Linked DNA regions of Homo sapiens: region 2 is linked to region 1. A link is a loop called in an ENCODE intact Hi-C map of the cell type or tissue named here. Cell type or tissue: A673. All regions are shown on one strand. Each heading gives the region's core, and the rest is flanking DNA. Links, peaks and the distances in the headings are about the cores only.

What was found. Hi-C counts contacts between places; a loop is a spot of excess contacts. Peaks named below come from ENCODE experiments on the same cell type or tissue, not always from the same donor. Only the 100,000 strongest peaks of a DNase experiment are listed, where the experiment ranks them.
Region 2: it touches region 1 in a loop (12-fold over the local background); 2 of 110 quality-filtered maps call a loop at or near these places.

Annotation. Positions count from the first base shown.
Region 1 is chr6:40,471,871-40,483,513 of GRCh38, forward strand. The region is part of intron 1 of LRFN2 (leucine rich repeat and fibronectin type III domain containing 2); the gene reads right to left. Among named protein-coding and RNA genes, the nearest start is that of TDRG1, 99 kb to the left of the region's middle. In A673, for the core only: CTCF peaks have their summits at 3,261 (motif pointing right) and 5,968; a DNase peak (open chromatin) is centred at 6,061; H3K27ac peaks cover 5,315 bases.
Region 2 is chr6:40,562,414-40,574,056 of GRCh38, forward strand. The region is part of intron 1 of LRFN2 (leucine rich repeat and fibronectin type III domain containing 2); the gene reads right to left. Among named protein-coding and RNA genes, the nearest start is that of LRFN2, 19 kb to the right of the region's middle. RefSeq lists a silencer at 777-1,071. In A673, for the core only: no CTCF peak of the experiment used is centred there; DNase peaks (open chromatin) are centred at 6,128, 6,608, 6,738 and 7,328; H3K27ac peaks cover 6,354 bases.

The sequences.
Region 1 (11,643 bases), core at 1,117-9,116:
TGCAAAGCAAGCCCCTTGAGAGGGTGCCTGAGTGCCCAGAAGCAGCGAGGGCCTATTTATTCACACCTATTTAGTGAACCTCATGCCCCAGGTATCCCAAATGCTGGAGGGCCCAGTCACAGGGACCCAGTGACTTGCATTACCCAATAACAAATAGATGCCCCAGCCCCACTTGCAGGGTCCTAAACATGAGCTCCCCGGTGTGTGTGTGCACATGCACGGAAATAAAGACAATCAGGTTGTACTTATAGGAAACTTGAATTCTTCCCCGGTCAACCCCTGCACTGTCCCCTCCCTCTGTCTCTGCTCCTCATCTTCCCTCCACCTTCCCTCCAGCCCCTTCAGTTTCTCTTATTTGGCTTCCTCCCCAGAGCTGGATAGGTGTTTCCAGGTCAAGACAATTGGTCGATTCCATCAAAACCCACAGCAGGTGGGGCTTTGAAAAAACCAGGAGTCTGCAGATTTATTCTCGCAACACTTTTCACTGCTTGCCTGAACTTCTCACTTTTCTGTAGGCTGAGTTGGCATCTGAAGACCCTCTGCTGTTGGCCACAGCAGCAACTCAGAAGAAGTGGGAGGATTTAGGAGTGCAGAGAGCAGAGAAGCTGCTTTGGGCATTTTCAGCCTAATAAGCCTTCCCGGGCATCCTGCCAAATGACCTTGGGGGGCCTGTGGGGTAACCCTCGCCACCTGCTAGCATTCAGATTCACCCCGTGTAAGCCGAGCTGGATTTGTGCACTTCCCTCCTCCTGATGCTGGTGTGGCTCAAGCCACTTCAGAAGCTGCATCCTATGCTTCCAGGGAGATCCTACGGGAGCCCTGGATGTGACCTGACTCTGAGCAGCATTTGACATGCTGATACCCTTTCTCCCCAGGCCTCTCTCCTGCCTGCACCTGCTGCCTCACCTTTCAGGCACCTTGGCAGGCTGACATGTAGGCACCATGTCATTCCCTAAACTGCATTGTATTGGCTCTGAACTTTCAGTGAGTGTGTTTCTCCTTGGCTTGGAACCTCCCATCTCTGTCTCTCCCACCCTGGCATTCACACCCTTCATTCACTCGGGGCTGCATCCGTCAGGAGCTCCTGAACCACCTGTTTCTCTGGCTGTTTCGGAAATGGGTCTCATTGGGCGAGATGCTGGAACAGGGGACACAAAATACACACCTGCCTCATCCCTGCCTCTCGGGATCCAGCTCACATCTCTTCTCCCACGCCTCCAGATCCCTCCTCTTACCTTCTTGCTCCCCAAGATAGGTGATCTTCTGGGCCCCAGCCAAACTCCAGGGCCCCACTCTACTGGATGGCAGCCAGGAGGGGTGGTTATAAACTGACAAGCAGCTCCCAGTTGCCACGCCTCAGCCAGACTGCTTGTGAAGCGTCTCAGGTAGCATCCTGCCTCCTCCCAGCTTAAATGTCATGTCTCCAGGAAGCTCCCGAAAAGGAGACAGCGTGTGTCAGACTAGAAAGTGCCTCTGCTTCAAAGTCAAGAAAACCTAGGTTTAAACTCCAGCCCAGCCATCTTCTAGCCATGTTGGGGATGTGACATAGCCCCCCAGGCCTCCGTTTCCACTCCCAGTCATTGGGGGAAATGGTCATGGCCAACTCTTCCAGAGGACAAGGCATGGTTCCCAGGGTGCTATAGATACTAATTCATTAAACCCTCACAACACCCCAGAAGGTGGGCATTACTATTATCATCCCTGTTTTGTTTTTTATTTAAGTTCTGGGATATATGTGCAGAACGTGCAGGTTTGTTACATAGGTATACATGTGCCATGGTGGTTTGCTGCATCTATCAACCCATCATCTAGAATTTAAGCCCCACATGCATTAGGTATTTGTCCTAATGCTCTCCCTCCCCTTGCCCCACAACCCCCAACAAGCCTCGGCGTATGATGTTCCTGTCCCTGTATCCATGTGTTCTCATTGTTCAGCTCCCACTTATGAGTGAGAACATATCATCCCTATATTACCAGTGAGGAAACTGAGGCAGAGTAGTTACATCACCTACCCAGGGATACATAACTAAAAACTGGCCGCCTGGACCCACCATGCCCTTAACCACTATTACACACTGCCTCGCACACATGCCTCCTCACTCACCGGAATGCAAACACCCAGGTGTTCCTGGCACACAGCAGGAACACAGTCATGCAAAATGGTCTTAGGGTCGTTGTTTTTTTAGATGTGGGGCTTTCAGGCAGGCCCACAGGGTCTAATAGGTATAGTGGGGGAAACCTGGGCACCTTCTCAGGTAAGTCGAGAGCCTTGTGTATTTGTTTCCTGGTGCTTCCATAACAAATAGCCATGCACTGAGTGGATTAAAACAACAGAGATTTACCCTCTCATAGTCTGGAGGCCAGAATTCTGAAATGAAGGTGTCAGCAGGCCCATATTCTTTCAGGAGGCTCTAGAGAAGATTGCTTCCTTGCCTCTTCCAGCTTCTAGTGGCTCCTTTAAATCCTAGGTGCTCCTTGGCTGTAGCTGGATCACTTCAGTCTCTGCCTCTGTCTTTACATGGCTGTCTTTTCTGTGCCTGTCTCTTCTCCTTTTTTGTCTGTTATAAGCACACTAGCATTGGATTTAGGGCCTACTTTAATCCATTTATTTTTTGTTTTGTTTTGTTTTGTTTTTTTGAGATGCAGTCTCACTCTGTCACCCAGGCTGGAGTGCGGTGGCACGATCTGGGCTCACTGCAACCTCTGCCTCCTGGGTTCAAGCAATTCTCCTACCTCAGCCTCCCAAGTAGCTGGGATTAGAGGGGTATGCCACCACACCTGGCTAATTTTTGTATTTTTAGTAGAGATGGGGTTTCATCATGTTGGCCAGGCTGGTCTTGAACTCCTGACCCCAAGTGATCCTCCCACCTTGGCCTCCCAAAGTGCTGGGATTACAGTTGTGAGTCACTGCACCCAGCCCATAATGATTTCATTTTGAGATCCTTATTCCAAATAAGGTCATATTCTAAGGTTCCAAGTGAAATTATCATTTGGAGTTTGCTATTCCATCACAAACACTCTTTTGGTTCCAGCTTCTGTTTCTTAAAACAAGAAAATGATGCTAGAAAACCCTGTGCTTTTCTGGGTCTTCAAGGACAATGACCTCAACCATCCCAAGGGTGGTCCTGAAGAGACAGCCCCAGCCACACTCACTCTTATGGTTGTCGGAGACTAGGGCTTCATGAGTAAACAGCCACAGTGCACCCCATATGTGCAGGAGGAGCCTCCAGGGGTCAGTATGGCCCCAAAGTCTCTGAGATGGGGCAGAGGACCCTTGCTCCATAGCAAGCCAGCTGCAGCCTGGGCACCAGCACTGAGCCTATGTGTTTGACCAACTGAAGTACAACAAAGGACAATTGATGCAGCGGTTCTGCTTGGAGATGGCAGCCAGACCTTGAGAGCATCGCAGGGAAGAGAGACAAGGATGTGAGCCCAGTAGGGCCCCTGGAGGAAAAATGGAAAAGGAGGGACTTGGGGGATGGCTTGGGAGGGATTCCACTCCGTACTAGAGACAAGCACCGTCTGTATGATGCTAAGCTGTGTGTGTGCAGGCGAGGAAGGTGTGGGGAGGGCAAAACGAGGTCCCAGGCCTCAGGGGCTGGTGGGGTGTCATGAGATGTGTGCTCAAGGGGTGCACAGACAGCTTCTATAGGTTGTGCCATCAGCACTGGAAACTGAGAAGTTGTTTTTGTTTCAGTGGAAAGATATGTTATGATGTACATGGAATGGGGATGATGAGGCTGAGGAAGGGAGCCCTCATCCCTTCCCCTAAAACTAAGCTCTTCTCACAGCTGCTTTTAAAGCAATTTCACATTTCCTACTCTGTCGACTTCTCACTCTTGGCCATTCCACCTTGTACAATTCCAGGGGGCACCATGCTTGATGTAGTCCAGGCTGACAATGCTCCTGGGATGTGCTGCCTGTGAGATGGGTCTACCCTTCCCAGGTTACAGAAGAGCAAACTGAGCTTCAGAGAGGATGGGTGAATTGGCCAAGGATGCACAGCTAATTAAAGGTAGGACCTGAAAGAGCATCCAAGGATTTAGAATCCCACCCAAGTGTTTTGCCCTAGAGTGGTGGTGTGACTTTCCTTTAGTTTCTTTCCTCCTTAAAATATATATTAAAAGCTATATGTTATGGTTGCATTGGTATAAGGATGAATGTAGTCCAGGCTAGATTGTGTCTGATGGGCCCAGCGTGGCCTAGGAAGCCCCTTCCTACTGGGCTCCAGCCTGGCCTGATTCCGTTCAGCCCATGCCACAACCCTGTACCTTAGTCAGACTGGGCCTTCCATGCCCCATCCACACTCAGGGCCATGCCAGAACCTGGATTATAAAGTATGAAGGCCTTTTCCCCCTCCCCACATTTATTGAAGTTATCTGGGCTGGTGTCTGCCTTCTGTCTGCCGCTACGTTTCTCCAGACTTATCTCCTCCAAGAAACTTTCTTTGATAACACAGATGTATTAGGAGCTGCCACTAGAAATTCTCTTTGTATGAAACCGTCTTGAATTCCCTTTGAACCTGTGTCTCCCCAACCTCACTGTAAGAAAGGCAGGGCCCACATTCTCTTGTGTGTATGCATCACCACCCATCCATACTTCCAGCAATGCCTGGTGCAGAGCTGGGTACACGGGGAACCCCATAGGTGCTGAGTTAGCAGGGGTAGCCCCTAGGTCAAACTTGCTGTTTCCCATTCCCTGCTTTCCACCTGGCAAACTTGTATACACCCTTCAAAGCTCAACACTCTTGGTCTCTAGAAGCCCTCCTTTATAACTTTCCAGACAGAGTTAATCTCTCCACTTGCCTGCTCCCCTTAATTCCCAGCATAGGCTCCATGGGAAGAGGATACAATGCCTTCCTCTCATCGTCACTTTACTTGGCTGTTTCGCCACCACACTGGGGCAATCCTGAGAGCAGGCGTGACCCACAGCCCAGAACAGGCCTCGGATGTTGGTGGCCCAATGGACATCTTCTGCCCCAGTCCGGCTCACACTCACTGGCAAGTAGAATCAGGAGTGGCATCCTATTTCCAGCCTGCCTGGGCTGGACTCCAAGGAATATCTCAGGCCTGCTACAAAGTAGCTTAGGCATCTAGTTCCCCAGAGTCTCTTCCCACCTTCTCCTTTAATTAAACTCACCTTCGACTCTTGATGATCAGGAAATGGATTATCTAGGTCAGCAGTCTCCAATCCCAACCACATATTAGACTTACAAGGAGTTTTACAAAATTCAGTGCCTGGCTTCCAGCAGATCAATTACATCGGGATTTCTGGGAATGGGACCCAGAGTATTTTGGATATTTTTTAAAAGGCTCTTCAGGTGAGTCTGATGATCAGAGGGGTGGAAGTAACTCATGTTGGTGGTGGTTTTCTAATTAGAAGTGTCTGCCTTTTGTTCTCATGATGTCTTAGTTTTGGCTCATCTCCTGAGTCAAGGGCTCTCCTCGAAGGCTGGCTGGGAAGAGGTCATGGCTCCTAGAGCTGATGGGGATCTCAAGGGATGGTGACACCTGGCTGCCTGCTTTCAACAAGGTTATCTACGTTGTCTGTGGTCCCATGAGAAAACCAAAACCCAGAGAGGTTAGGTGTCTTTCACAAGGTCACACAGCCAGTGGATGGCCACAGTGAGTTATAAATCAGGTTCTTTCAATAAAGATTTGTTGGTGGGCTGGGGCAGGGGTCAAATGAGGCTCCAGAATGGCGCTGAGTGCATGTTTTCCCAGCACATCACCTGCTTTCCCAGCAGGCGCTGCAGGAATGGGCGAGAGTTAGCTCCATTTCCCTCAGTAACAATTCCCTGGTGGCCTCAGCTAAGCAGCCAGCTTTGGGCACATCCTGTCCCACTTGTCTCCTCCTAGGAAAGAGACCCCAGCTGGAAGCGCGTTCTCCCCTCCCTGCTCCTTCCAGAGTGTTTTGCTGAAAGAGCTGCAGGCAAAGCTCTTTAGCGCCATGGTGGTGAGTCATCCGTGCCCCTCTTTAGAGACCCGACGCTCCTCTCCAAGCTCGGGAAGGAGAGATGTTTAATTTATCAGACAATGCCACAAGATGTTGTTTACATGCACACCGGATGTAACACAGACGCAGCAAACCGTGAATATGGTAAACCTGTTTGTGGCTTCTCCTCCGTGTCATAATTAAAGAGACAGTTGATTGGATCACATGTGCAAAGTGGCAGCATCAGGGCGGGAAGCCACAGGGATAAGCCGGCACCAGGGGATGTAATGTCCTGTCCCCTGCTATGCCAGGACGCACCCCTGCTGCCATCCTCTTCCTCTCAGATGGAATGGCTGTGTGCCCTGCTGCCCTGTACATGCTTTCTCTTCCTGTCTCCACCCCTGAGTTGGGGTCTGAGCCCATACTCTGTGCTATCATCTTATTTGGTCCTCAGAATAACCCTAGGAGACCAATGCTATTATTGGCCCATTTTACAAATTACAAATAGACAAAAAGTGCTAATAATATTAATTGCCACCATTATCACCACCACCATGGTTAATATTTGTATATGTTTACTCTGTGCCAAGCTCTAAGCCCCTTATACATTCATTTAATCCTTGCAACAGCCCCGTAAGTACAATTAGTATCCTTATTATACACATGGGGGAAACTGAGGAACAGTGAGGTTGAGCAACTTGCCCACAGTCACACAGCTGGAAAGCAGCAGTGAGGAAATAATCCATTCACTGATGGAGTGAGAGCAACTGGAGATCCAAGGGTGAATGGTATAGACAGCCCACCCCTCACAGAGCAGGTGAATTAACCTGCTGAGTACCCCAGGGTTGGTCAGTAGCTGAGCCAGGGCTTGAGCTAGGTACTCTGGCATCCTGAATTTGGTTTCCTTCCTGTCTGACCATGCTCTCAGTCCTTTCCAATATGTGCATGTGTGTATGTGTGTGTATGCACACATGCACATATGTGTAGTGTGTGAGGCCACATTCTGAAATACATTTTCTATTGATACATTTAATTTGGAACCAGCTAGTGGTTTTGGCTATCCAGCTGATCACATGGTAGGTTTCAACAAATAAACTAAAGAAGTTAAACTGAATTGAATCTAGCACCACTCCCTTCTCTGGGCTTCTAGGGACTGGAAATGTACAAAATTATACTCTGAGGAGTTGGTATAGGCAAATAGTTGAGGCACAGGTTCGGAAATTTTGTCTGGCTTAAAACCAAGTTCCCACACATAACCAGATAGAAAGCCTTAGGCATTTGCTTCACTTCCTTGTGCCTCAGTTTTCTCATTGCAAAGGGAGATGATAATGGTTCCTACCGCAGGAGGTTAAGTGAATATTAAGCTCTTAGAATGCTTGGTACCCAGCACTCAATAAGTTACAGCTATCACCATCATCTTCATCACAATTAATAGAAGCGATGTCTCTCCCAACCTCTTGCCAAAGCACACTTGGGGAGACTCCCTGTCCTCCAGCCTAGTCATAGCAACCACCACTCAGAAGAGGGCTTCCCACTCCTGAGCTGACAGTGGCTGCAGTGCCATGGGCACTGGCCCTACAAGACAAGGCACAAGGGTTTTAGTGCCAGCTCTGACACTAGACAAGTCGCTTTCTCTCACTGGGGCCTCAGTTTCCTTATCAGTAAAATGGGGAGCAGCTAAGCTACTTCTGCTAAGTTACCACTAAGTAACTTTCTAAGATCCCTTCTGGGTCTCACTTTCTAAAATTTCCAGGAGCCTCCCTCCCGTCTCTTTCCTGCTGTGGTCCCCTTTCCTGGGAGAAGCATAATCCTGAGTGGGTTTTGCTAAAACAACGTGAAGGAAGATCCTCAATTTCTAGATAAGCAAGCTGAGACTCAGCAGGAATCCAGCCAAGTTCGTGGCAGGACTGGCTTGGGGCTCAGGGCCGCTGGCTCCCCTGTCGTCACCACAGAGCCCACCTACAAGGCATGGGCTCCATTTGGGGGTTTGAAGACCATGCCAGGATGGAGCCTGGGCCACGTTCCTCCTTCTCTCCAGCACGCAAGGCCCTGCCAGCCCTAAGAATCTGTGCTGCTGTGAAATAAGTTTGGAAAAAATAATTTTGGCTTAAAGCCTGTTATTTTTTTCTAAGGCCTACTTCTAGGAAAATGTCAAGGATTCCTGAGAATTGATGTTTGAATGCAGACACGAATCTATTTCCCCTTTTCACGTCTTTATACGAAATCCTCATGGCCTAGTAGGAAGGATAAAAGTGAACACTGATTTAATGCTTGTTGTATACCAGGCTTTCTTCTAAGAACTTTGCATATATTAACTTATTTACTCTTTATACAGCACTGGGTATTATTATCCCTGTTTCTCAGATGAGGAAATGGAGGCCAGATGGCTCCATTTACATGGCTAGATATTGATGAAGCTGGGATTTGGTTCCACTTGTCTGGCCAGGAGTTCAGTTCAGGCTTTTTTTCTTTTTTCTTTCCTTTCTTTTTTGAGATGAGGTTTTGCTCTTTCACCCAGACTGCAGGGCAGTGGCACAATCATGGCTCACTGCAGCCTCAACCTCCCTGGGCTCAGATGATCCTCCCACCTCAGCCTCTGAAGCAGCTGGGACTAAAAGCATGTGCCAGAACACCGGTTATTTTTTAAATTTTTGTAGAGATGGGGGTCTTACTATGTTGCCCAGGCTGGTCACGACCTCCTGGGTTCAATGAATCCTCCTGCTTCGGCCTCCCAAAGTGCTGGGATTACAGGTATGAGCCACCACACCCAATGGAGTTCAGACTCTTAACCACCATGTACATCAGGGATTATGCTTTGGAGCTGGGCAGTCTTAGATTTGAATCCTGACTCCTTGCCCTGCTTGCTGTGTGGCTTTAAATGAGTCTCTTATTTCTCTGGGCCCCACATGCCTCCCCTGGAAATAAGAATAAATCCCTAGCCTGCAGGGAGGGTTGTGATTAGGACTTATCAATATTACATGTCACCATGTCGCATATGGGGCCAGGTGGAATACAAGCGCTCATTAAATGGTAGCTATTATTTGTGACTTAAAGGAATATCAGACTGCTGACTGGGCACTTAACTGCAAAACCTAATGATTCTGAAATTCATAATAGCTAAGATGGAGCCTAAAATAATGTCACCTATACATCTGGAGGGAAGGCTTAGAAAAATCTGGGCTAAACATCCACAGAGAATCTCTCTAGAATGCTTATATATTAATCACCAGTGCCATGCTAATTTGAGGGAGTCACCAATTGCTGATGGGCCCCTGACAAGCATCTGGGTCTGTTCTGGAATGTAAATCTTCTGGGGGCTTTAGTTTTGAAGGAAGAAAAGCATTTATTGGGCCCAGTGCAGTGTCTCACGTCTATAATCCCAGCACTTTGGGAGGTGGAGGCAGGAGGATCACCTGAGGTCAGGAATTTGAGAACAGCCTGGCCAACACAGTAAAACTCCATCTCTACAAAAAATACAAAATTGGCCAGGCATGGTGGCACATGCCTGTAATCTCAGCTACTCAGGAGGCTGAGGCAGGAGAATCACTTGAACCCAGGAGGCAGAAGTTGCAGTAAGCAGTGAGCTGAGATTGTGCCACTGCACTCCAGCCTGGGCAACAGAAAAAGATTGTCTCAAAAAAAAAAAAAAAAAAGAGAGAAAGAAAAGAAAAAAGAAAACCATTTACTGAAAAGCAGTCCCTGGTTCAGAATTTCATCAATACAGATAAGTCCTATCTCGGGGATCAGAATCAGTTTGCTTTGAATTTGCTTATTTTTCTTGTTGGGTATGGAAGGCACCTTTGAGAAACTGAGACCCCAGGATTCTGGTGTACATGTAAGACCAGGGAATAGTCCACGAAGGCAGACCTAAGGATAGGGCTCGCCTGTCCCTTCCAGTTGCCCAGTGACTGTGCCAAATGCTCCCTGGGTGAGGTTAGGCTAGCAGAAGGGCAGTGTTCAGATCTGAGAGGTTCCTGTGCCCGGGGGCAGGAGATGAAGGGTGAAGACTCAGTCCCACAACCCTGTCATCCAAAGCCTCAGTTTCACAGCCCTAAAGTTGAAGATTGCTGAAATGCTATAGCACCAGGCCAGACCATGCAATGATGCTGTTCTAAGTGCTTTACATATGTTCACTCGTCTAATCCTTCCAGCAACACAGTAAGCTGGATCTAGCCATTGTCCTCATTTCACAAGGGGGCAAGTGAGGCACAGAGCAGTTACCAGTTACCTAGCTTGCCCAAGCAGCTAGAAGGGATGCTGGGTTCTGCAGCCAGGCAGTGTGACATGGGGGCTGGCCCTTGTATCCCTTTGCCCTTTGTGTTATTGTCAGTTGCCATGTAGAAAAGGAGCTACTGTCAGAGAGGGGTGGGGAGGATGGAACATGGGAAACCTTGGCTTCTGAAACTCACTCCTCCCAGTGGGCCCAAGTCTAAAGAGGGTTTCTCTGCTGGTCACTTGGAAGGACGTGAATAGAACCAGACCCGGATGACAAGTCCCATAGAGGTCCCAGGTTCTCAAAAGAGGTCCTGGAACACAGATGGATGGACCAGAGTCAGGAGAAGATGCTACGTTCTGGAGGCCCCTGGGGACCACGTGGAGGAGCCTCCACCATCCTCAGGGGTGGAACCACATCCTCCCCTTGGGGGAATCCTGTCCCTGACACACCCCCACCTGCCTGCCCAGCCATCTCCAGCACTCCCCAAGATCTCTACTTTTCCTTCTGGCAAGGGGTACAAAGACAGCAAATAAAACCTCCAAACTTTTTTAAATTTCTTTTTCTTTTTTCTTTTTCAAAGATGTCCCTAGTCTGTGGTTGCCATGGCAACATCTGCCAGCTCCTCTGAAGTCAGCGCTTAGCTCCCTCCAGCAGCCTCAGCAGCTTCCCCCACTGCGCCCTCCTTCTGCACACCCCTCCGCCCTCGCCCTGCCCATCTCAGCTCCACCCCAGGCCCTGCCTCCCCCTCCTGGCCAGGCCAGCTTTCTTTGGGATGGCTCAGGCTGGAGTGGAGGAGGACTTCAGAGGAACTCAGAGTACAGGCAGATAAGTGACAGTAATGGGCTCCCGGGTGGTGCAGGCCTGCCAAGGACTCCCGGACATGACTAGGGCGCCTAAGGGGCTGTGCCCACGCCACTGCCAGCTCCCTGTCCCTGCTGCAGCCACTGTCCCTCTGTTCCCTTGGCCTCTCCCCGTTCTTGGAACTCTCACTTCCTCCGCCAAAGCCCAGAAGGCACCAGGGTGGTTGAGAAGAAAGAGTCTGTGACAACTCATCAGCCACTTACTCGCTGCCTGACTCTGGCAAGTTATTTCACCTCTCAGACCTCACTTTCCTCATCCACAAAATGGGTGCCTAACACTTACTTTAAGGGTTGTTGTGGGGCATAAAATAGAAAACGTGTGTCAATACCAGCTACGCTGTAGATGTTAGAGTGATGCCATTTCCCATCTCTCTGCTTTTCATTTCCATCCTCCCTTCTACCATCTTCTCTCCCCTTGAACCTGGGTTTCTTTGCCCTCCCTGCTCTGTCTCCTTCCTGGACTTTCCCACTATTGCGCTGGCAGAGTTGGTGGCACCCTAATGGCTTCCACCTTGGGGTTCACCCGTGCTTCCTGGGGTCACAGCACTTCTTGGGGAAGGTGAGGTGGGAGGTGCTTGATCTGCAGAAGAGACAGCCTTGACCTCTGATGGGAAGCCAATGAGGCTACAAGAA
Region 2 (11,643 bases), core at 1,345-9,344, 91 kb after region 1:
AGGTGAACAAGTACGGTACAGGGGGAGGGCAGGGCAGTGAAGAGCAAAGGGAGGGGGAGAGAAGGGAGAGAGAAGAGATGACGTTTCCAATTTCACATCCCCAAGAGAAAATGGGGTCCACCCAAAAACTGGGCCATTTTGCCAGGATCCTGCAGTTCCATCCAGAAGCAAGAGCTCATGGGAGTTTCCCTCTGCTGCTCTGAAAACTTAAAGGACCCTTAGCCGCCAGAGAAGCAGCAGGGATGGGGCCTCCCTGTCCTGCCAACACACACACATATTAATCAGCTAGAGAAAGCTCTAAAAAGAAACCTAGCCTATTTCTGTCTGTGCATGGAGATGAAGACATTCCTAGAAATTGACTCCTAAGCCTCCATGGTACATGCAAAGGCACATGTGAGCGTGCTTATGTGCGTGCACTCACTCACACACACACACACACACACACACACACACACACTCTATTATCCCCAAGGGGCCAGATTTGGGACTTGCCTGTAGCTGTGGCTCTCAAGAGGCTGCAGGTGAATCTGAGGTAGGGGCTGGCCATGGCGGTGTGGGGGTCAGTTTGTGTGTGTCTGTGCATGGGAGTGTTATAAGCATGTCTCCCTGAGAGCTATGTTCAAGATTTCCTTAAGTGCTGACTGCCCATTAGCTGGTTTTCAGCCTTACCCATGTCTTCCTGAGAGTTGACTTGAAGCTGACAGGTGGCTTGAGGGACTGCATGTGTAGAGACCCCTCCGTGCACACACATGATACCCACAGATAACCCAGGTGCAAATGGGCTCCTCTCTCCGCTCTGCTCTGGAAATATCTGCCTCTCTGCATCCGCTCAGTTGCTCCGTGTCTGTGACTTATAATTCTCTCTCTCCTGCCTAGACTCACAAGCACAGCAGCAGGGACAGCTGCCGGGCCAATGAGCTCCTTCTGCCTCCTCCTCTGGGGGGCCCTCCAGGGTCCTGAGGCTTGCTGAATATTCACTTTCTCATCAAAGGGAGGAAAGGCACAGGGAGCAGCAGCTGCCAGGGGCTCCCTGTCAATCCACAGTCATTTATCACAGTGCAAAGACCATTAGGGAGCAGTTGTTTTTAGGGGGTTCCATCTGGATGAACATCACCTGTTGCTATTTTTAAAACACTGTTTTTAGTGACTAAGCTGGGATTCAGCTGAGGCGAAGGTAGATATGGAAGCAGCTGAGTCCCCAGACATTCTGCCTTCCCCCTCAACACTGAGGGCCTGCCATGAGTCCTGGGGGCTATGTCACAAACAGCCTCATTTCCTGGGCTGCCAAGAAACAAGAATAGAAATCAAGGTAGAAACAATAAGATGATAAGACAGATGTGGAAGTAGCTTCAGCCTCCCCACAATTTCCAGCCCTGTCATCAAGGTCTTCAATAACTTCCCTGTCCTTGTTAGCACTACGATTACCATGGATACCACCCCTTCTCTCATTTCACCACCTGATTACTCCACAGACAGACCTTGTGTGCCCACAAGGTGCTGGATTCAGAGTACAAGTAATTTATTTTCTTAAATGATCACCACTGCACTTACCAACCGTGGTCCAGGCACTGGGCTAAGTGCTTTCTAACATTATCTCATTTAATAATAACCCTGTAAGGTCAGCATTCTTTTTATCTCCATTTTAGAGTTGAATATGTTGAGGCTCAGGAATGTTACCTAATTTTCCCCAAGTCATACAATCAGTAAAGGAAGAACCTAGGGTTCCAATGTGGGTTCAGCTGAGTCTTAGGTCTGGCCCCTATATTAGCCATCTGTGAGCCAACTCCAAGAGTGTTTCATGTCCAGTGGTGGACACAAACATGGGGACCACAGCTTACAATATATACCTTTTGTCATGTTCATGACCAAGAGTTAACAGTAACAGTCATCCAACCAACACTGATTGAGGACCTAGCATGTGCTAGGTGCTGCTTTTCTGCTTCAGCACCTGGCGATACATATAGACAAAATTAAGTTCCTGCTGTCATAGAGTTTACAATCGAACCATCTACCCAGCTGCCCAAGGCAGACACCCAAAGTTCATCTTTGAGATCTCCTTCACATTCACAGCTCCCCCAGTGGGATCAAGGTGTCATCTAATCACCAAGTCCTGTTGATTTTACCACCTAAGAAGGTCCAGCACCTGCACACTTCTATCCATCCCCACCACTATAATCTAAATTACCATGATCTCTCTCCTGAACTACTCCACTGCTCTCTTAATACACCCACTCTCACCATCCTCCAATCAGTTTTCCACAATGTAATTAGAGTGATCTTTTCAAAATGTAAATCTGGGTTCCTTTCCCTTAAATTATAATCCTTCAGTGCCTCTCCATTGCTCATAGTAAAAATGCTTCTTAACAGCCCATGATGCCCTACCTACCTCCCCAGCATTGCCCACACCATGACCACAATACCCATCTCCACCATCAGTGTGATCATATCCTCCAACCCCAAAATCCCCCCAGCCTCCTCCACCACCATCACAGGAGTCTGCATAAAGCAGCCCCTCCACCTGTGTAATGGAGTCAGACTGCTCTGTACCAAAGCTCTGACCATTTGAGACAAAGACTCAGAAACACACCATCAGGACGCCTGTCAGTTCAACTGAAAGCCTCAACAAGACTGATCTGGAGTTTCTAGACTTTCCCAAACTCTAAGAAAAATTGGAGGGCAGGATGTATAAGAGCCAGGACCATCTAGCAGAGGACGTAGATCCCAAATCATTATAGAAATCGCTAACATTAATCCAACTTACAAGGGATGTGAAGGACCTCTTCAAGGAGAACTACAAACCACTGCTCAATGAAATAAAAGAGGATACAAACAAATGGAAGAACATTCCATGCTCATGGGTAGGAAGAATCAATATCGTGAAAATGGCCATACTGCCCAAGGTAATTTATAGATTCAATGCCATCCCCATCAAGCTACCAATGACTTTCTTCACCGAATTGGAAAAAACTACTTTAAAGTTCATATGGAACCAAAAAAGAGCCTGCATTGCCAAGTCAATCCTAAGCCAAAAGAACAAAGCTGGAGGCATCACACTACCTGACTTCAAACTATACTACAAGGCTACAGTAACCAAAACAGCATGGTATTGGTACCAAAACAGAGATATAGACCAATGGAACAGAGCAGAGCCCTCAGAAATATTGCCACCTATCTACAACCATCTGATCTTTGACAAACCTGACAAAAACAAGAAATGGGGAAAGGATTCCCTATTTAATAAATGGTGCTGGGAAAACTGGCTAGCCATATGTAGAAAGCTGAAACTGGATCCCTTCCTTACACCTTATACAAAAATTAATTCAACATGGATTAAAGACTTACATGTTAGACCTAAAACCATAAAAACCCTAGAAGAAAACCTAGGCAATACCATTCAGGACATAGGCATGGGCAAGGACTTCATGTCTAAAACACCAAAAGCAATGGCAACAAAAGACAAAATTGACAAATGGGATCTAATTAAACTAAAGAGCTTCTGCACAGCAAAAGAAACCACCATCAGAGTGAACAGGCAACCTACAGAATGGGAGAAAATTTTTGCAACCTACTTATCTGACAAAGGGCTAATATCCAGAATCTACAATGAACTCAAAAAATTTACAAGAAAAAAACAAACAGCCCCATCAAAAAGTGGATGAAGGATATGAACAGACACTTCTCAAAAGAAGACATTTATGCAGCCAAAAAACACATGAAAAAATGCTCATCATCACTGGCCATCAGAGAAATGCAAATCAAAACCACAACGAGATACCATCTCACACCAGTTAGAATGGCGACCATTAAAAAGTCAGGAAACAAAGTTGCTGGAGAGGATGTGAAGAAATAGGAACAGTTTTACACTGTTGGTGGGACTGTAAACTAGCTCAACCATTGTGGAAGTCCGTGTGGCGATTCCTCAGGGATCTGGAACTAGAAATACCATTAGACCCAGCCATCCCATTACTGGGTATATACCCAAAGGATTATAAATCATGCTGCTTTAAAGACACATGCACACGTATGTTTATTGCCGCGCTATTCACAATAGCAAAGACTTGGAACCAACCCAAATGTCCAACAATGATAGACTGGATTAAGAAAATGTGGCACATATACACCATGGAATACTATGCAGCCATAAAAAATGATGAGTTCATGTCCTTTGTAGGGACATGGATGAAGCTGGAAACCATCATTCTCAGCAAACTATCACATGGACAAAAAACCAAACACCGCATGTTCTCACTCATAGGTGGGAATTGAACAATGAGAACACATGGACACAGGAAGGGGAACATCACACACTGGGGACTGTTGTGGGGTGGGGGGAGAGGGGAGGAATAGCATTAGGAGATATACCTAATGCTAAATGACGAGTTAATGGGTGCAGCATACCAACATGGCACATGTATACATATGTAACAAACCTGCACATTGTGCACATGTACCCTAAAACTTAAAGTATAATAATAATAATAATAAAAGAAATCCCTAACATTTATATTCAAGCCAAAACTTGGTATGATGATCTTCAAGAGCAAGCTTAAAGAGAACCACTTAAAGTATGTTGACAGTAGGAAGGGGAAGGCCCATTTCCTTAGAGTCTTTACAATATTATGTCTGTAGCCCCTACATCCCCCAATTTTAAAGATGAGGAAACAGTTTTAAAGAGAGGAGAAGACACTTGATCAAGGTCATACTGCAAGTCCCTGGGATTGACAGGATCCAAGGTCAGCCTGAGACTCCCTCCCTTACTTAGCCTACCTAGCTTCCTGGAGAAAAGGGTTGGAACCACTCAGGAAAGGAACAGTCTCCTGCTACCAAGGTCCTCTTCCCTGGATTCCAATGAGGAAAGAAAAAGGCACTTTTTCTCTGGGTTTCTAGTTTTCCTCCAAAGCTGGGAGAAAAATCAAAATGGCGGACACAGCCTGCTTCCAGCCAATAGGACAAAATTATGAGGTGGGAGGCCCTTCTGACTGATGCTGCCTTGGCTAAAAGAAAGAGCAAAAATAAATCTCCCTCAACCCCAGTCCCTAAAGAGCATAAGGGAAGCAACCTGTCCACTTCATTCCTTAAAACACGTGATTACAAAGCTGTCTTGATCCTTGACTTCCTCTCTGTGTCCCCATCTTCCTCCTCTCCACTTCTGAATCTCAGCTCCAGAGAAGATATGGGACACCAGGCAACAGAGCCAGAGAAGCCAACAGAGGTGGAACCCATGAGAGGGAAAGAATAGCAATTAGAACTTACATTGAGCATTGACTATGGACATGTTTGTATACAAGCACTTTGCTGTTGATCTTCACTGTTTTAGAGGACTAGGCACTCCGTTACCCATTGAATTCCACAGCAGCCTACCTTGAGGAGTTCTGACAGGGTCAAGGGGCAGACCTGGCCTGGCTAAAGCGGAGGTGCTGGTGAGGCGGCACCAGCAGGCATCTTACAGAGACTATACCCCACAGATGAACTCCTAAGGCTCTGCTGGAAAACCCACAACTGCCATCACATTCTTCAATGCCCCTAAACAGCCTGCTCAAGAACTGGAATGCCCAAACTAATAGCTCTACCAGCTGCCAGATGATCAATTTACCCCCAAAACGTACAAACAAAATTCACTCTTCCCAGACGGTCTACAGTTTCCCCCTTCCTTCTCTTCTCTCTCTCTCTCTCTTATAAACTGGGTTTTACCTGTGTGAATTGACAGCAATCTACTGACTGTCTTCCTCCTAAGAGAAATATGTACAGATAACTAAGCCTCAGTCAAGGTTTGACAGCAGCCTGGGCTGGCCTAGGCCTCTCTGGGAAAATAACCCCAGGCCTGCCCTCCCACAATGCAGTTAAGATACATGTGGACTGTGGTGTCTGCCCTGTGTCGTGTGAAACCCCTGATCTGTGGGCCTGGGGAACTGTGAGTTGGCATGCAGGCCTGGGATCTATGTGTCTAAGATGGTATATTGGAAATTGAGACAGCAGCTTCTCTGCATCAAGGAGACTCTTAGACGGTTCTCAGGTTTTATCAACAGCAGCCAAAATGGCCCACATGGGTGAGGGGCAAAAAAAAGTTATGTATGTGGGTGGCTTACAGGCATCCCCACAAGACGAAGATAAAGATCCTACGTGTGCTCTGTTTCCTGTCCTGTTCCAAATGCCTCGCTAATGCTAAGAAACACAGTGCTAAATTAAAGCCTACTGTATCCTCTGAGTCAGATGGCCAATTCAAACCTGTGATTATTCCCAGTGTCACTGGGTTACTAAACGTCTCCCCCATTTCCTTCCTTCCTTCCTTCCTTCCTTCCTTCCTTCCTTCCTTCCTTCCTTTTTTGAGACGGAGTTTCGCTCTTGTTGCCTAGGCTGGAGTGCAATGGTGCGATCTCGGCTCACTGTAACCTCCGCCTCCTGGGTTCAAGTGATTCTCCTACCTCAGCCTCCCGAGTAGCTGGGATTACAGGCATGTGCCACCATGCCCGGCTAATTTTGTATCTCCCCCATTTTCACCTCTATTCTAACGGATAAAGAAACTAAGACACGCAGAGATCAGATGACTTGCCCAAGACCACACAGAACCAGACGGGAGCACCCACTTACACTGCCTCCAAGCGAGGATAAATGGTGTGGTACAATGGGAAGGACATGGGTCACTCTGTCAAGAGCCCTGCCTTCCAAAGGCAGCTCTGGGACCCACAGCTTCATGTGGGAAGAAAATTGAACAATTAGGGAGAGATAGCTTGGTAGCCAGGGAGCTGGGAGGCAGGAAGCATGAGTCCCCACCTATAATCCAGGCAACAGAAGATTGAGACTATATTTAAGCCTCCACTGGGGGAGAAGCCCTGGAGGATGGGAGCCTATTGTTTCAAGGGAGGACTGGCCTGGAACCAAGGGAGAGTTGGTACATTCGAGGCATTTAGACCTCAGGGCTTTCAGGGGGTAGGGCAGGGATCATAAATGAGGAAGTGGGCCTGGGAGGGATTTCCAGGTTGAAACAAGAACCCCAGAGGCCAACAGGGTGTGGACTAGAGAATCTTCACTGAGACTCAGAAGTCTGGCTTAGAAACCAGAAGGAAAAGCCTTTCCATGGTCAGGACCATATGGGGTTTATATCAGCCCAGAGTGACACCCGTTTGGCATAGTGGTTGGGGGCAGGAGCGGCCAGGTGTAATGCCGCACTGCCCAGATTTCACTGTTCAGACATGCCAAGGAGGATTAAGTAATTAAACTGGGGACCAGCAAGTCATCTGCCTGGTTCAAGCCTGGCTCCGCACTGCTCTCACTGTGGCAGAAGATTTTCTGCATTCTGATCTCCATGCCTTCAATTTCACTCGCAGTAATCCATCCTCCACACAGCTACCTAGGCCAAGTTCCTTAAAGGCAAATTGGACCATGTCATTCTCAGCTTAAAAGCTTTCCAGGGCCTCTATCAACTTCCCCACCAAGACTAAGCTCCTCTGCATAGCATGCAGGGCCGTCTCAGGTCCGGCCCTGACTTCCTGTGCTGCCATTCAACTCCCTTGCCCCTGCCTCACCCTCTGCGTTCCCTCCAGCATGGCACTGCCAGCTGCACCATGTTCTTGGGCTGTGAATGTCTCCCTTCCCCATCTCTGTGGTTCTCAACCCTAGAATCAGAATCCTAGGGAAGCTTTAAAACATCAATGGCCTGGCAACTGTCTTGTGGGTAGGGCTCAGGCATCAGTGTTTGTTATAGCCCCCCAGGTGATTCCAACATGCAACCAGGGCTAAGAGTCACCATTCTCTCTCTAACCAACCCTCAACTACTTCCTTGAAGATTCAGCCCAGGTGTCTCAGCCAATCATCAAATATTTATTGAGCTGGGCACTATTCTAAGCAGTGGATATAAAAATAATAATGATAGCTAATATTTATTGAGCACTTGCCATGTGCCAGACACTGTTCTAAGTGCTTTACATATATTAACTCATTTAGCCCAAACCACACCTCTGTGGGGGCAGGTATTATTATTTCTTCCATTTTACACATGAAGAAACTGGGACACAGAGAGATAAAGCAACTTCCCCAGAGTCACACAGCACTGAGTTGTGCAGCCAGATTTCTGCACAGGCAGTCTAAGCACCAGTCTGCACTTTTAACCCTGGGCCGCCCTGTCCCTTCCCCATTCCTGCCCCACATTGTTCACAGGCTGCAAGAGAGAAGCAATAAACCAACAAGCAGATACAGAGTGTGGAAAGGAACACATGGGGCCGGGGGAAGCTGCTCTTAGTGAGAGCAGCAAGGGGCCAAACTTTAGAGTGGGAGTGGTCAGGCCATCCCTAAAAGCAATATTTAAGCTGACATCTGAAGGACGAGTAGTGTCCAGCCATGCAGACTGTAGAGAAATGGTGTTCTAGGCAGAATGCAAAGGCCCAGAGGTGGAAAAGAACATGATCTTTTCTAGTAAATGTTCATGGTTCCCTCAGGGTGCTAGACATGGGGAGAAGGCACAAAGGAGGTAAAGAAATGGACAGGGCCAGTGCCTGGCAGGCCAGCTAAAGGGTTAGGATTTTACTCTAAATGCACTGAAACATCTTCAGCAAGGTGTGCGCATTGTCTATGGGAGAATGGCCTAGAGGAACTTAATGGGGCCATTCAAGAGGGTGCTGCAGCCATTTAGCAAGAGGCCCCGGAAGCAGAGCTGGAGAGGAATCACCTCTTGCTGGAAGCACTGCAGGCTCCTGCCTCCAGTCACAGGACCATCATGGTGCATTATAATTGTTTGTTTACCTCTCTGCCTCCCCACCAGACTGGGAGACCCTTGAAGGCAGAAACTAAGTCTAATTAGCTAGCCTCTGTCACCTAGCAGCTGACCAATACTAGGTGCTCAGTAAACATCTGTTAACTGCAAGTGAGTTGAATGGAATCATGCAAGGCTGGTTAGGTTGGCAACACATTGAAGAATTTCTTCTTTCTCCTTCATTGATCTGGGGACTTCACAGACCTTGGCCAGAATAAGAGGATGCTGCACCACTCCAGCCCTCAGTAGAGCCCCTCCTCTGACACCCACCATGGGAAAGCAGTGTTGGACTGCAGACAACTTGCAGCAGCCAAGGTCCATCATTTCCCTAACCCCCAGCAAACCCCATAAGGCAGGGCAATGGGGAGGGAGGGAGCTGAAACCCAGAGTCCTCCCAAAGTAGCGGAACCTCGAGATTCCAGGTGGCGCTGGGTGTTTTAAATAGCCCAGGTTTTAGCAGGCAATTTGGGCACCCAATGTGGGTCTGCACTTCTGACAGTGAGGGCAGGGCCAGGTCCGATGTTGGAGCCTCTGTGGCCCTCCTTTCTGCTGCCGTCACCACCAGCAGGTGGATCCCCAAATCATGTGATGCCCCACCTCCATCCAAATCAGAGACAGGAAAGGGGGAAGAGCCTTTGAGGGCCCCACAACAAGTTGGTGGCGGAGCTGGTGTGGCCATGCAAGTGTCCAGACTCCCAGCCTGGTGCTGTCTCCATGGCACTTCTCAATCGACCTGCCCAGCCCCTCGCCTGCCCTCACTGCTCCTTGAGTTATGTCTCTCTGGAGGTTCTGAAGCTGCCCAGAGCACAGGGTCTCCAAAACAGGGGGGGCTCCGAAACAGGTTTCCTGGGAAGAAGCAAAGAACCAGGCCCTTCAGGACAGCAGCTACCCCTCCTCCCGTTCTGCTCCCACGCTTTGCTAACAGCGTGATGGTTGAGGGTGTAGGGCCAAATCCCTGCATGCCACTTATCACATGTGTGGGCCTGAGCAAGTTACTTAAACCCTCTATATCACAGTTTCCTCACTAGGACGTAGAGATGATAGTTAAAATAACAGTACCTGTGCCTTAGGTTGTCATGGGCAATAAATTAGATAATAAGTACAAAGGGCTTAAAACAGTGCCCAGCATGTAGTAAGTGCTTACTTAGTATGAACATCAGAGAGAACTTTCTAGATCAGCATCAAGGGACCCGGGCCATTATCCAGTTCATTAGCCCCCTGTGTGCCTCAGTTTTCCTATCTGTTAAATGGGGGAGTGATGTAGCCATATGAGTGGCTTAAAGACAACCATGAAATGCTAATTACTATGGGAAGTGTTTGGAAGTTAAAGAGAAAAAGTACCTTACAAGTGGGAGGCTTGATGGGCATATGACCCCGCAGCAGAGGAAGGGGCCAATAAAGCACCACCAGCCCAGCAGGCTGCCTGGGTTTTATGGGGCTTGGGGCCCAGGCCACTTTCCTGAACATCATTTAGAATTTATAGACTCTTGTCCCTGTCCTTTCTGTTTATTTAGTTGCCTTAGAAGCCAGCCTGGCATTAATAGCATCTTTGCTGCCCAAGCAGGAGAATGCAGCCTTTTCTATGTTTAATCCCCAGCTAGTGGAAGGAGTGAGAGCTGGAAGTCCACAGAGAACCCTGGGGCTGCTGGTGGGCTCCTATAGTCAGCAGATGGGCTGTTAGCAGGTGGGCATGTTCATTCTGCAACAAGGTGCCTCCTCTACCTGCTGGGGGAAGGATCGGATAATGACAACTACATCAAATAGAATATTGGAGCCAAAGGACTGCACGAGCCCATGTCCTGCCAAACCTGCTGCCTGCATAGCCGCCCCAGTGATGACTGAGACCTCATAAACTTCATATGAATTTGAACAGAACTGAAAAGGACTGGAGGCATCCTGCCCATTTATCAAACACGAAAACAAGAGTGAGAAGCATCAGCTGAGAACTCCTGATGAAATCTAATCCTGCCTTCATCACTTACAAGCTGTGTGACCTTAGCTTAGGAATTTGGCCTCTCTGAGCCTCAGTTTTCTGTCCTATAGAACAGGTTTAAAAGTACCTGCCCTGACTATTCCAGAGGCCATTGGGATGAAAAATGAGACCAGGTACAGTTGGGGGGAATTTGGAAAGGATAGGAGGCAAGCTGCAGCAGAGTGGTCAGGAGTGTGGGGCACTGGGGCCAGATGGCCTGGGTGCCAGTCGCAACCCGGCCACTTCTTAGCTAGGTGACCCAGGGTGCATTACTCGACCTCTGTGTTTCAGTTCCCTCTTTGCTGTAATTTGCCTAAGTGACAGCGTTTTGTGAGAATGAAATGGGACAGCATCTCTGAGCCTGCCGGAGCTCCATAAATGTGGGCAGCTAAGAGAGGCTCCATCCCCAAGAGTGTCTAGAATGGCTTAGGGCATGGCAGTGGATATCAGAAACAACTGGATTCAAATCCTGGCTCATCCATGCATTTGCTCTGTGACCTGGGTAGGGTGCCCAACTCATCCTAGTTGGCCTGGGACTTTCCTAACTTCAAAACTGAAAGTCCTGGCTGGGCACAGTGGCTCACGCCTGTAATCCCAGCACTTTGGGAGGCCGAGGCAGGTGAATCACCCGAGGTCATGAGTTCGAGACCAGCCTGGCCAACATGGTGAAACCCCATCTCTACTAAAAATACAAAAATTAGCCAGGCATGGTGATGCTACTCGGGGAGCTAAAGGAGGAGAATCACTTGAACCTGGGAGGCAGAGGTTGCAGTGAGCTGAAATCACGCCATTGCACTGCAGCCTGGGCAACAAGAACGAAACTTGTGTCAAAAACAAAACAAACAAACAAACAAACCACAACTGAAAGTACTGCATCCCAGGAATCCCCTTAGTCTCAGGCGAATTCGGACAGGTGGTCACCCTA